Linked DNA regions of Homo sapiens: all the other regions are linked to region 3. A link is a contact called in ENCODE Hi-C or POLR2A ChIA-PET data. All regions are on one chromosome and are shown on one strand. The core of a region is the stretch at or near the end of the contact, and the rest is flanking DNA. Distances in the headings are between cores, read along the strand shown.

Evidence for each region. A loop is a pair of places that touch in the nucleus more often than their neighbours do. ChIA-PET counts read pairs that join two places held with the same protein, here RNA polymerase II (POLR2A). Pooled maps may share reads with other maps.
Region 1: a loop to region 3 is called in a pooled map, with 2.5 times the contacts of the local background. The contact joins the promoter of ATP9A here to the enhancer-like site in region 3. A Hi-C loop is called at or near these places in 2 of 168 maps with a recorded cell type or tissue (ascending aorta and endothelial cell of umbilical vein) and 5 of 50 pooled maps.
Region 2: a pooled map shows a loop between it and region 3 (6-fold over the local background). The contact joins two enhancer-like sites. A Hi-C loop is called at or near these places in 1 of 37 single-sample maps with no recorded cell type and 9 of 50 pooled maps. POLR2A ChIA-PET finds 5 or more read pairs at or near these places in 2 of 52 experiments (OCI-LY7 and WTC11).

Annotation. Positions count from the first base shown.
Region 1 is chr20:51,766,500-51,771,037 of GRCh38, reverse strand. ATP9A (ATPase phospholipid transporting 9A (putative)) reads left to right here and starts at 2,648. Exons shown (of 28, transcript NM_006045.3): 1 at 2,648-2,736. The coding sequence starts at 2,669.
Region 2 is chr20:51,699,341-51,704,062 of GRCh38, reverse strand. All of the region lies in intron 4 of ATP9A (ATPase phospholipid transporting 9A (putative)), which reads left to right. Among named protein-coding and RNA genes, the nearest start is that of ATP9A, 67 kb to the left of the region's middle. RefSeq lists enhancers at 1,587-2,087, 2,088-2,588 and a silencer at 2,299-2,593. Within about 2 kb of position 3,107, at least 3 of the 41 ENCODE cell types and tissues checked have a DNase peak (open chromatin) inside an H3K27ac peak, as active enhancers do.
Region 3 is chr20:51,372,597-51,377,259 of GRCh38, reverse strand. The region is part of intron 2 of LOC105372663 (a long non-coding RNA gene); the gene reads right to left. Among named protein-coding and RNA genes, the nearest start is that of MIR3194, 78 kb to the left of the region's middle. Within about 2 kb of position 3,244, at least 2 of the 41 ENCODE cell types and tissues checked have a DNase peak (open chromatin) inside an H3K27ac peak, as active enhancers do; they include endothelial cell of umbilical vein, where a contact is called at or near this core.

The sequences.
Region 1 (4,538 bases), core at 1,399-3,898, 390 kb before region 3:
CATTCTTGAATTAGGGAAAACTATGAATATTCATATCATAGAAGTAGGACTTTTAATAGCTAACCTTTTCTTTCTTTTTTTTTTTTTTTTGAAACAGAGTCTCGCACTGTTGCCTGGGCTAGAGTGCAATGGCATGATCTCGGCTCACTGCAACCTCCGCCTCCCGGGTTCAAGCAATTCTCCTGCCTTAACCTCCTGAGTAGCTGAGATTACCAGTGCCTGCCACCATGCGTGGCTAAGTTTTTGTATTTTTAGTAGAGACAGGATTTCACTATGTTGGCCAGGCTGGTCTCGAACTCCTGACCCGTGATCTGCCCGCATTGGCCTCCCAAAGTGCTGGGATTACAGGCGTGAGCCACTGCGCCCGGCCGTGCCCGGGTGATTTTAATATATTTTTGTATTTTTGTTTTTTAGTAGAGATGGGGTTTCACCATGTTGGCCAGGCTGATCTCGAATGCCTGACCTCAAGTGATCCGCCCACCTCGGCCTCCCAAAGTGTCAGGATTAGAGGTGTGAGCCACCGCGCCCGGCCTCCTTGGTCTTCTCTTGTACCCTGTGTAGTAGTGGGGTTGAGAAGAGGGTGTGGAGTTTGAAAGGGGGATGTCTAGCAAAGCAGATGGGAGATGGTGGGACCCACACTGATGCCATAATTGGTGTGTCAGGGTGTTTATCCTTCTTCCATGCAAGAAGCCTTTATTGAGTGCCAACTTGTGCCATGCTATGTACGAAGCATCATTTTAGATGTAGAAGAGACAGCAGGAAGCAAAGCACACCAGGCCTGTTGGCTGGAGAATGCTATTTCCTCTCCAAATGTGCAATGCAGCAATTACTAATGACATGCTTCTTTTCTTGAGGAACTTCTCTGGTGCATGAGATAAGTCACACTTCTTGGTTTGAGATCCACCTCAGACACTGGGATATTTGGTGGCTCCATCCTGTGTGACAGCAAACACAAAAGGCATCCACTTGCTGGCAGTTAGCACTAACTTAAAAAAACAAACAAATAAAACAAAATAAAAGGGCCAAGCGCAGTGGCCCGTGGGAGCAGGGAAAGGCTTCTGGTGAGAGTTGGAAAGGTGGACTGGGCCGGATGCTCTTCCTTCATCCCAATTAAATCTCTATGGCATTTAGCAAATGCCAAGGAAGAGCCCAGCACTTTGGGAGGCCGAGGTGGACAGATCACATGAGGCCAGGAGTTCAAGACCAGTCTGGCCAACATGGTGAAACCCCATCTCTACTAAAACTACAAAAATTAGCCAGGCACATGTATAACCCCAGCTACCCGGGTAGCTGAGGCAGGAGAATTGCTTCAACCTGGGAGGCAGAGATTGCAGTGAGCTGAGATTTTGCCACTGCACTCCAGCCTGGGCGACAGAGGGAGATTCTGTTTCAAAAAGAAAAAAAAGAAACGGCGTCCAACATGATCAGTCATTAGATGTAACTATGTAAAAGTCAGCTTTAGATTAGTTTATATGGTATTATTACAATTTCAGGCTCTTTAGTTACATATTGATTTTTAAACTCCCTCACTTTGTTCCTTCCCTCTGTTTTTTTTTTCCTGCTCTCATAACTTTATCAGGCCTTTGAAAAGTTCATGGGTCCCAGACACTGTGTGGGAGGGTGTGGAAGTGAGTGTGGATGTGGGCTGCGGTGGAGATAGGTGTGTGTGTGAGACCGTGAATCACAGTGACAGGTAATGCAGGGTGACTGTCTGAGGCCTGAGAGTGGGGCCCATGTGCAAGCCCAAGAAAGTGGCTGGTGTGAGAATGAGGGTGTTCAGACTATTGAAGGGTGTTTGGATGAAAGAGGCAGGTGCGTGTGTGTCATGGTGAGTTCCCAGAATCCAGATAGAGAATGAGGGTGAGGATGGTGAAGGTCAGAGGGTGAAGGAGTCTGATAAGCTGAGGGTCCCTGTGTGACTGTGATTTCTGCAGGCACATGGGTGTGAGGCTTGAGAAACTGGGTGCATGGATGATGGTGACCAACAGGAGGGTGAGAGTGTTATGTGTGTGTGCAGGACTCACATGTGATTGTGAATGTTAGATGTTGCAGGCAGTGAGCAGTGGCAGGTGTGTGTGTAGGGCCTGGGCGTGAATATGCACGTTGGTGCAAGAGTGAGTGAGAATGACTGACTGATGGGGTGAGCGTGGCCGGGTGCCCGTGTGATTGTGCATGTCAGATATTGGTGGGGATGAGTGTCACAGCGCGCGTGTATAGGGCTGGGATGTGATTGTGAATGTGGGATTTTGCGGGGGGTGCGGTGGCAGGGTGCGCGCACGGCGGGCGTGGGCGGGGGGCGCGTGGCCGGGTGGGCGCGCGTGGGGGGCGCGGGCGCGGGCCGGGGGCGGGGACACTGCAGCGGTCGCGGCGGCGCGGACACGGCCCGGCCGCCCCCCGTGGCAGGCGCGGCGCGGCGCGGAGCGAGCGGGCGCAGCGCGGAGCTCGGGCCCATGGTGCGCCCGTGTCCGTCGGTCGGGCCGCGCGGGCGCTCCGCGCGTGGCCCGGCGCTCGCGAGCTCGCCCCCTCGCTGCGGGCCCGGCCCGCCCGCTGCCGCCGCCTCCTCCCCCGGGGCGGCGCGGCGCCGGCGGGCGGCGGCGCGGAGGCCGGACCGGGCGGCGGCCCAGGCGGCGCGGGGGGCGCGGCGGCCAAGGCGGGCGGCGCCGCCGACATGACGGACAACATCCCGCTGCAGCCGGTGCGCCAGAAGAAGCGGATGGACAGCAGGCCCCGCGCCGGGTGAGTGGGCCTGGGCCCGTGTTTTCCTTTGTCCGCGCCTCCCGGAGCCCGGCGCTCGGGCCAGCCTGGCCGGGCCTGACAGGTTGGCCGCGCGCCGCGCCCGGCGCCATGAGCCTGGGGCAGGGCTGGGGAGGCGGGGAGGTGGGGAGGGGGTCCCTGCGCTTCAGCCCCGGGCGGCACCTAGCCTGATGCCGGCCCTTTGGGGTTCGAGCGCCCGGTTGCCTGGGCCTCCTTGCCCACCTTCCTTTAGAAACCCCGAGAAGCCGGGCCCGCCCCAGTGCTGTTTACACACTCGCGGAATTCGGATCAGCCGTGCTTTCTCACCGTTTTATTGTTCCGTAATTAATATCTGTCCGTAATTAATATCTGAGGTAACAATTTGGTCAGTGTCACACCGAGCTCTGCGCTTGGAGCATTACTCGGGAGCCCAGATATGCTCAGCTTTTAGGGGGGCGCGGCCTACGCCTCGGGGTACCCCATCAGCGCCCCTGGGTCCCAGCCCCAGGAGGCTGCGCCGAGACCACCTGCGCTCCGGTGGCCCCTTCCCCCTCCGCCCGGGGTGGACCCGAACCAGCAGTCGCAGGAGGGTGGGAGGGTCTCCTACTGGCCGCTTGGTGACACTACCCCTTGTGTTCTCCCCCCACAATTTCGGGGAAGGAATCCCACGGCTGGGACAGGGGCTGCCACCTGCTGTGCCCTTCCCGCAGTAGGAGACCCCGAGGGCAGCTTAGGCGCGGAACAGGCAAGGGTTTTTCTGCATTTGGGAAGAGGGGACGGGTTGGTATTTTGCGCCTCGCCGTCTTCCTGTTCGGAGGATGGCAGCGTGACGCGTTGAGGTTTGCGGGGCTCTCGTATCGCCTGCCATAGACTTACCTGGGCGTGAGGGGCGGGGGTGGGAAGGACGGGGGTGGGCGCTGGTGCAAATGCAGATTTCCCGGCCCCCGCCTAGACCCGCCAATCAGAGTTCTGGGGGGCGGGGCCTGGAGATGTGCAGCTCCACAGGCCGCGCAGGTGAGGCTGGAGCCCGCGGGAGGCTGAGCGCGGTGTTGGGCGGGGCCTGCGGCCGCTCTGCTCCGCCCTTCCTCGGGCGTCTGGTCCTCTCTGGGCATTTCCCGGTGGCGGCCGCTTATTGCAGCGTCAGTTGCTCGGAACAGGAGACGCGGCGGGTGGAGTGAACCATAAGGGTGGCTTCACCAGGTGTCAGTGGAATTAAAAAAAAAAAAAAAAAGAATGGTGCTGGCGGCCATTTTGTGGGGTCTTTGTCCCTGGCTTCCTGAATCCTCCGAAGAAGAGGCCTCACTGATATTACCCAGAGGAGGAAACTGGAGGTTACGGAGGTTAAGGGCTATAGGGAAGACTGCAAAATGGAGATTGAACTCCGGATTGTCTGACCCAAAGATAGTTCCCTCACTCCTCCCTTCTCTGTTTTGCGTTTATTATTATTAGTATTATTATTATTATTGAGACGGAGTCTCCCTCTGTTGCCCACGCTGGAGTGCTGTGGCGAGATCTCGGCTCACTGCAACCTCCGCCTCCCGGGTTCAAGCAATTCTCTGCCTCAACCTCCCGAGTAGCTGGGATTACAGGCGCCCGACACCACGCCTGACTAGTTTTTGTATTTTTAGTAGAGACGGGGGTTTCACCATCTTGGCCAGGCTTGTCTTGAACTCCTGACCTCGTGATCCACCCACCTCGGCCTTCCAAAGTGCTGGGATTACAGGCGTGAGTCACCGCGCCCGGCCTCCTTCGTTTTAATGATGACAATTGACTTGAACACTATGCCTGGAACAGTGCCTGGTACA
Region 2 (4,722 bases), core at 1,858-4,357, 330 kb before region 3:
ACTCTATTTGAATATGAAAATTTCAACTTTAAACCTCTGAACTCTGCTGGGTCTGCAGAGGCGTTTTAATGTCAACCTCAGGAAATGTACACATGAAGCAGAATTTACAACTCATCACTGTCACAGTTAGATTAGAGTGTGAGTTAAAGAGTAATACATTAACCAGGGTTAGTGCATGGAGATTGTTGTTAGAGATCTACAAAAGCAATCAGTGCCCTGCATGAACAATGAAAAATACAAGTATAGATGGAGGTGTTCAGGGTCAAAAAATAGGCCCACACATATTACTGCCCTGGAATTTATTAAAAAAAATTTTTTTGGTAGGCTATTCTGCAGTTTGACTGAATTGTCATTTGCTTGTTTCGACTCAAGGGAAACATCTGGTTTCTCCCTGCAATGTAGACAAACTGCTCTTATTCTGAAGCTGTCATCCATGAAAGGCATGGTTTGGGCTCAATAGGTTTGCTTATGAAAGGCTTGGGGGTCCATCGCTACAGAAATAAACAGCTCTAATAATTGGAAATTTGTTCCCCGTTACAAACTCTGATTGAGAGACGACTTGGGTGAAGTGGCGAAAGCTGAAAGGGATAGATTTATTAGAAGACTTTTAATGATTTAGGATGTGGCAGGCAGAGAATTTTCCGCTTAACTTTTGCAAAAATCTCTTACCTTTGTAGAATTTCTGCAAATGCGTTTAAAAATCTTGGAGCCTCGATATTGGAGATGGGGTGTTACAGGAAAAGTTCAGAGTTCTGTGGCCTCGGTTCTTAGGACAGGGCCAGGTTTTCCTGTGCACTTTATAAGAAGATATTATTGGGTGTTTTTACTTCCCTTCTGGACCAGCTACATAATTTGTGGGACCCAGTGAAAAATGAAAATTGTGGTGGGAGGTGGGGTTGTTCAAAAAGTATTAAGATCAGGTGGTTAGATCTTGAGTTTAAAAAAACACAAAACTGACCAAGAATTTTAAGACATTAACAGTGAAGCATCGCCCAAGCTGGGAGTGTATTGGTCCTTTTTCCATCTTAGGAGTCTCTGGGGAAGATGAGACCAAAACAAAACAACAACAAAAAAACCAAGGAGCGCTTGGGAAGTGTGCCTGCCGGAGGCCTGTTAGGAGGGCATTTTCTTTTCTGTCAGATCAATTGTAGGGAGAGTTCCTGCCCTTTTTTGAGATTGGTAATAATTGCTATCAATGTGCTATTTTTTCTTTCTGCTGTTACTTTCTTAGGAAGACAAGAACCCTTCTGTTAGGTTACTTCTCCGTATCTTGTTCTTCCCCTTTTTTGCAACAATGTTCGTAGAAGACTCAGAATAGTGGTTGCTGTGAAGTTAGAAATCATGTGTTTTGGGCCCTTTCCACACCCTTACCGATTTTTTCATTCTGGGAGTCAGTTCTGACCACTGAATGCCCAGTGATTCCTCACTTCTAACTTTGGTCTCTCTTTTCTCTCCCTCTTTCTCCCTACCAACTTGAGAGCTCCTTGGAGAGGGACATTTTAGTCAAATACTGACAGCCAAGCCTAGGGCCTGGCTGGTGGAAAACTCCCAGTAAATATGGGAATGTAAATAACAGTATCTGCTTTTTTATCTCTTTTCTTCTTGCTGCTTTTTCTCCTTTTCATTCTGGTTTTATTTGTATTTTCTCTCATTACATGCACACACACACACACACACACACACACACACACACACACGAACACACACACCATGAAGCATGAAGGCCCAAACTATGTATCTATAGATATTTAATTTTTTTTTTTTTTTTTTTGAGACAGAGTCTTGCACTGTCACCCGGGCTGTGGCACGGTCTTGGCTCACTGCAGCCTCCGCCTTTGCAGGTTCAAGCGATTCTCCTGCCTCAGCCTCCTAAGTAGCTGGGATTACAGGCGCCTGCCACCACGCCCGGCTAATTTTATATATTTTTAGTGGAGACAGGGTTTCACTATGTTGGCCAGGCTGGTATCGAACGCCTGACCTCATGATCCACCTGCCTCGGCCTCCCAAAGTGCTGGGATTACAGGCATGAGCCACCACGCCTGGCCTAATTTAACTTTTTTAAAAAATAGAGACAGGGTTTTGCCATGCGGCCCGGGCTGGTCTCAAACTCCTGGGCTCAAGCAATCCACCCGCCTCGGCCTCCCAAAGTGCTAGGATTGGGAGCCACTGTGCCCAGCCAAACTACGTGTTTTTGATCACCAAAAGAAAAGACAACATGGGGCAAGAAGTCCAAATTGACAGCACTCTGCAGTAGCTCAACAGAAGGGGAGAGTCTGGGAATCTGTGTTTGTTCAAGCTGCAGATCCGAGGCTCATCCCCTCAAAACACTGCAATGCTAATGAATGACCGTGGCTAAAAATCCCAAGTGACCTCATGATGGTGTGGCTCCTTGCTTCCTCCCTTAGAGGTGGAGCAAGAGCCCTGTTGGCTGATGGACAGTTGGGTACAGTAGGTGTGTTTGCATGAAGGATTGGCCTGCTGGGGTTACTCAGAAACTGCTCTGCAAACACAGAGGATTAAAGGGGTTTTTGTTGAGGCAGAACAGATGGACAGAGAGAGGCAGAGTTCAAATGAATGGATCATAAATCAGCACTCACTTGCAGAAGGGAAAAATCTGGGTCTGGTCACTTAAAAATTTGAGCTAATTTTAATTATTATTTTTTTCTTCTTAGGAAAGCAACCTTACGCTTAATGGAAAAACAATTCATGTGAAAAATTTGGAAAATATATGTGCCAGAGAAAGCCCTGCTGATCCTTTTAGTGAAATCTCCCTGATTTTGTCCTCTGTCCTGCTAATGTACACACATATACATAGGCAATTATTATTTAATAAGAATGAAAACACATGCTCTTCTATGAGTTAGATTTTAAGAGGGAACCTGTAACTAGAGCTTGAAGATCTGAACCCGGGTGTGATCATTTGGGCCAGGTCAGCAGCATAAATTTTAGTAATAAAACCAAAGACAATGTGTAAATTTATGTTTGGGAAAGTTGGGGCAAGCTCAGGTGAAGGAAAAGTTCATTGGCGCTGAGGGCCACGTTGAATTTACGGTCTTCCTTCAAGTAATACCTTCCTGAGCTCCCAGAAAAACGACAGGTCTGTGTTCATTTTTCCTTTTGCCCCCTAGTGGAGCAAGAAGAGTGGTTCAGGCCATGAAATCGTTCTGCCAATTAGACCGTCTCTTTACCCATTTCTCTCTTTCTTTCGCTCCCTCTCTGTTTTCTATTTTTTGAGACGGAGTTTCGCTCTTGTTGCCCAGGTTGGAGTGCAGTGGTGCGAACTGGGCTCACTGCAACCTCCGCCTCCCGGGTTCAAGCGATTCTCCTGCTTCAGCCTCCCGAGTAGCTGGGATTACAGGCGTGTGCCACCACATCTGGCTAATTTGGTATTTTTAGTAGAGATGGAGTTTCTCCATGTTGGTCAGGCTGGTCTCAAACTCCTGACCTCAGGTGATCCGCCCGCCTCGGCCTCCCAAAGTGTTGGGATTGCAGGTGTGAGCCACCATGCCCGGCGCTCTCTCTTTCTCTGTCTCTCTTTTTTGAGGCAGGGTCTTGTTCTTTTGCCCAGGCTGCCGTGCAGTGGCACAATCTCAGCTCACAGCAGCCTTGGTCGCCTGGGCTCAAGCATTCCTCCCACCTCAGTCTCCGGAGTAGCTGGGACTGTAGGTGCACATCACCACACCTGGCTGATTTTTTGTGTTTGTTGTAGAGACAGGGTCTTGCTATGTTGCCTAGGCTGGTCTTGAACTAATAGGCTCAAGTGGTCCACCTGTCTCAGCCTCCCAAAGTGCTGAGATTACAGGTTTGGGTCACTGTGTCCGGCCTCTTTACCCATTTCTAATCATCTAATTGGATGTTCTCCAGTCTCTCTGTAAATGTATTGACCAAAGCCCAAGACATAATGAAAGGAGGCCAGTGGATCTCTCTCTAGCAGGCCAGGGCTCCGGTCACTGAATTGAGTTTAGCATCACATTTTATGAAAATGAGGTGCCATTAGATGCTAGATGCTCACTTAGTAGGGTGAAATACTCACACTAGGAGAGTCCAGAAGTCTTACCAGCGATCGAGGGTTAGTTCAGCTCGCCATTGTTAGTTGAGTGCTTTCTAGAAGTCAGTAGTGTTGGCCGGGCGCAGTGGCTCATGCCTGTAATCCCAGCACTTTGGGAGGCCGAGGCGGGTGGATCACGAGGTCAGGAGTTCGAGAAAAGCCTGGCCAATATGGTGAAACCCCGTCTCTACTAAAACTACAAAAATTAGCCAGTCTTGGTGGTGGGTGCCTGTAGTCCCAGCTACTCGGGAGGCTGAGGCAGAAGAATCGCTTGAATCCAGGAGGTGGAGGTTGCAGTGAGCCGAGATCATGCCACTGCACTCCAGCCTGGGTGACAGAGCGAGACTCCGTCTAAAAAAGAAAAAAAAAGAAGTCAGAAGTCAGTAGTGTTTATATCAGACCTTTTGATGCCAGTTCTACTTATTGTTTAATGACAAGATTTAACGACACACAAAAATTAGTTAAAAACAAATCTTATGGAACCGATTAAAGAGAGTTGTTTCAATAGGAAAACATTGGAATGCTCTGAAAAATCTCAATGGTAGTGAAATACTTAAAAAATAAATGATATTAAATTATGTTAAAATGTAAAATATGTGAGACACTAAAAGTCTAGAGTTGTGCACTTATATTATTTCGTGTCTTTAAGTCTTTAAGTTCTTTTTTTTTTTTTT
Region 3 (4,663 bases), core at 1,995-4,494:
TAGTGAGACCTCATCTTTACAAAAAGTACAAAAACAAAACAAAAAAGGACAGTTTGTCTTGCTCACTGCTGTGTTTCACCCCAGTGCCTGGAACAGTGGCCGGCAAGGGAAAACGCAAAGTGCAGACCTGTGCGTCCCATTCATGGGATGACCACACACACGCACACACACACACACACACACACACACAATGACATAAACTCATACACACACAATGACATAAATTCACACTGCATACACACATACTGCATACACACACTGCATACAAACACACACATCCACAATGCAAACACACATACTGCATATACACATGCTGTATACACATCTGCATATACATACATACTGCATACACGCACACTGTATACACACACACATCTGTATACACATACATACTGCATACATGCACACTGTATACACACACATCTGAATACACATACGTACTGCATACCTGCACACTGTATACACACACACAAACACACGTGCTTTTTCTGAAAGACATTTCAGAATTACTAATGGTCCTGGGAGTCCAGGGGCATGGGGGAGGGGACGAGAGGGGCTTTTCGCTCCATATCCATTTGTACTGCTTGAAATCTGTAACCACACAATCTATGACCAAGAAAAAGTCTTAAAGTAACAACACATCGTTACCTACACCCGGAACAAAGCCACTACAGGTGTGACCCCCTCATCTGCTGCAAGCCGCTCAGTGCCGCTCCTGCCCCTCTCAGTCCCTCTCCGGCCCCTCCCCTCATGCCTCCTGCCCCTCTACCCTCTGTAAAGATGGAGCTGGGGGAATAATATGGTTTGGATCCATGTCCCTGCCCAGATCTCACGTTAAAGTGTAATCCCCAGTGTTGGAGGTGGGGCCTGGTGGGAGGCGATTGGATCATGGGGGTGGATCCACTGGTGCTGTTCTCGTGATAGTGAGTTCTCATGAGATCTGGTCATGGAAAAGTGTGTAGCACTTCCCCACCCTTCTCTTGCTCCTGCTGCTCTGCCCATGTGATGTGCTGGCTTCCCCCTAGCCTTCCACCACGATTGTAAGTTTCCTGAGGCCTCCCCAGAAGCAGAAGCCACTGTGCTTCCTGCACAGCCTGTGGAACTATCAGCCAATTAAACTTCTTTTCTTTGTAAATTACCCAGGTTCAGGTATTTCTTTATAGCAATGGGAGAACAGCCTAAGGAGGCGGGGGGCGCGCTACATCTTCCGTGTCTCTCCCTCTCCCTCCTGGTGTGTTCTGCACAGGGCTGCCATGGAGCAGCAGCCCTAATATTTTTTTCAAGGATCCAAGTTCTAAAGCTAGACAGCAACGGTGGCTACAGGCACAGAGGCTACAGTGTCAGCTGCCCTGCGTTCAGGGAGCTGGGCAGGGAGCTTGTTCCAGTGTCTTCCATTTGCCCTCCAGGTTCACCCTCAGCTCTCTGGGCCTGGGAGGCGGACCATATGACCAGCCTCTCCGGGGCACCTCTGGCTTTCAGAGGGTTCCTTCAATAGGAGGTGCCAGCAAGAGATGGAAGGTTGGGTGTTCATGCCGTGGCCTGGATATGTCCCTCAACAAAAGCCACTGTCTCTCCAAGTGGCCCTCTCCATGGGGTGCCATCCCTCCCGGTCCCAGAAACTGCTCTCCTCCTTAACCTCTTCGGGCCTTGGGGCGGCAGAGGTGCCCCAGTGCTGATAGCTCTGGGGGATTCATCTTGCATTACGTTTCCCCTCTCTCCTGTGCCTTTGTGAATAATCCATTAAAACTCTCCTCAATTTACTCCTTTGCCTGTGTAGCCTCCTTCTGGGTTCCTGGTTTCTGGCCTGCTATCGTCTGTTCCCTTCACAGAAGCCAGAGGGATCCTTTTCAATATGAGCCAGATGATAGCACCTTTTGCTAAAGCCCGCCAAAGGCCCTGACCTCACTCAGAATAAAAGCCAGGGTCCTGCTATGATCTGGCCCCCAGCTACTCTCAGACCACCTCATCCCTCCAGCCACGCTGCCATCTTGCTGTTTCTTGAAGAAGCCAAACACGTTCCTGCCTCGGGGCCTTTGCACTTGCCAAGCCGTCTGCCTGGAACGCACTTCCCCCATCCCCTGCATGGCTCTTTGGGTCATGTTCCACCTCCTCAAAGAGGCCATCCGTGGCCACCCTAGCTAATGTATCTGCTCCACCACCCTCCCTCGCAATACCTGGGGTCTTGTTTGGGTTGAGTGCCTATGATAGGATCACTCTCCCACCTGTCTTCCCCCGAGAAGGTCAGTTCCTCGAGGGCAGAGTCAAGTCTGCCCAGTCCACAGTTGTGCCCACAGTGACCAGAAGTGCCAGGCATGTGGTAGGTGCTCTGATATTTGATGAATGAATGGGGACATTTCCCATGCAGCTTTCTCTGGAATTCTTGGCTGCCGCCTGCCTTCTAACAAGTCCCTTGACTACAACCTGTATGGTCCGGGGACAATGGGGGGATGTTTGAGGAGACACAAGCTTTCTCCTGCAATTCATCCAACCAGAACCCCAAATTAGAACCAAATAACTCCTTTGGTGTCAAGGCTAGAGCAAGAGAGAGACAGAGATAGACAGTGCCTGCTGGAGGAACAGTGGAGCAGGGCCAGGATGGGAGGCATCATAAGAACAGTGTGGTCGGCTGAATTATGGCCCCAAAGAGGTCCCCGCCCTAATCCCCAGAACCTGTGAATATGTTACCTCATAAGGCAAGAGGGATTTTGCAGGCGTGATGATGTTAAGAACTCTGAGACAGGGAGATTATCCTGGATTATCCAGGTAGACCCAGTGGAATCACAAGGATCCCTATGGAATGGAGGCAGGACCGTCAGAGAAGATGTAATGATGGACAGAGAGATCGGAGTGATATGATCCAAGGAAAACAGATGGCCCCAGGAGCTGGAAAAGGCAGGAAACAGAATCTCCCCTAGAGCCTCCAGAAGGAAGGCAGCCCTGCCAATATTTTGATTTTAGGACCTCTGCCCTCCGGAACTGTAAGATGTTAAATTTGTGTTGCTTTAAGCCATTAAGTTTGTGGTAATTTGTTATGGCAACAAGAGAGAACTCATACAAAGAGTAATATCTGCTCTTTCCTAACTGCTTATCAAGTGTGTGCCAGCCGCTGCAGGAGCCGTTCCCAGCACTCTGCAGAGCAAGGGCTCTTGTTATCTCCATTTCACTGATTAGGAAATGAGAGGTGATATGGCTTCCCCGGGGTTGCATGGTGAGTGGCTGAGGCAGGCCGGAAGGCAGGTCTCCTTGATCCCAGAGCCCACATTCTTCCCACTAAGACACCCTGCTTCCCCGGTGCACTCACACTTCTTTGGCCTTCCATTTCCCGTTTGTCACCCATGGGCCACCTCTCACCTTGGAGTTTCACAGCCCCTGGCTGCTTTATGCAGAGAAACGGCCAAGACAGCCTCGCCCAGTGACCCCACCTCTCTGAGCCTTGGGGTGTTTCCTGGCCTCAGTCTTCCCTGCCTGGCCCCTGGGAGGATCCAACATGAGGGCGCCTGTTCAGAGAACTTGCAGGCCTTGTTGGGTGAGTCTGTATCAATGCCTGGCCAGTGACCCATCCCTCTGAGCTGCACTTGGAGGCCAGAGGGTGGCGATTCTCCTGACTCCATTGTAAAGCCCAAGACAACCTCGGAATCTGATTGGGAGAGTGGATTTGCATCTGTTGCCTGCCTGGGCTGGGTGCTCTTGCACATTTGCTCAATCCATCTGAAGCCACCTTTGACACTTCTAATGCCATCATCCGCATTGCACAGCTGGGGAAACTGAGGCCCAGAGAACTGTAATACGAGCTCCAAAGCATTCATTTATGCACCCAACAGGTATTTTTTGATGCCAACCTTGTGCCTAGAACAGAGTGTTTTGGACACGGCAGTGGAGCTTGTGTCCCAGCAGGAAGGATAGACTGTATAAACCATAAGAACAGAAGAGTTCAGCAATGGGTGCCTCGGGAAAAATTAGCAGCAGGGAGGGTGCGGCTGGTGGTGCTTCTGGCAGGGGCTGTGATGTGCCTGGTGTTGTGCTATATATACTGGTTCCAGGATTTCTGTCCCCGAGCCCTGCGGCCATCCCGTAAGGTGGGGCTTTCCTCATTTCTCAGATGAGCCGGAGGCTCAGAGTGGGTGCAAGCTGGTGACCCTGCAGCTGTGCAGTGGCAGAGTGACGATTTGAACCCAGGTCTGTGTGCACCCAAAGTGGATATGCTTGCACCCCCTAACCTTGCCCCCAACAGGGATTCTGTGGCCCTTAGAGGGTGCAGCCCATGAGGCTCTGATCCCTGGGGGCTCTGATCTCTGGACCAAAATGCATCCAGGGACTTCCCTGTTTGCCAAGCAAGAACGAGGGGTAGGAGCAGGCAGGGGCGAACCGTCGAGGAGATTTATTTTGGGGAATCTAAAAGCCTGAGTCTGGCCAAGAACACTCCAGTAGAAATGCACGTTTTCTCCATGTGAACATTATGAGCCCCAGAAATCTGACTTCCCCCTGGCCAGGCTGGTGGGAGATGGCCTCTGTGTGGCCCGGAGTCCCCAGGTACCCCCTAAGTAGGTACAGCTGTCGGGCTTCTGTGCTTGGAAACGTTCACATGCTACTGACACTAGATACTTTCCTTCCTAATGAGCTTTCCCCCGCACAAACAACTGGATGTGGAAAGATCCATCCTCTG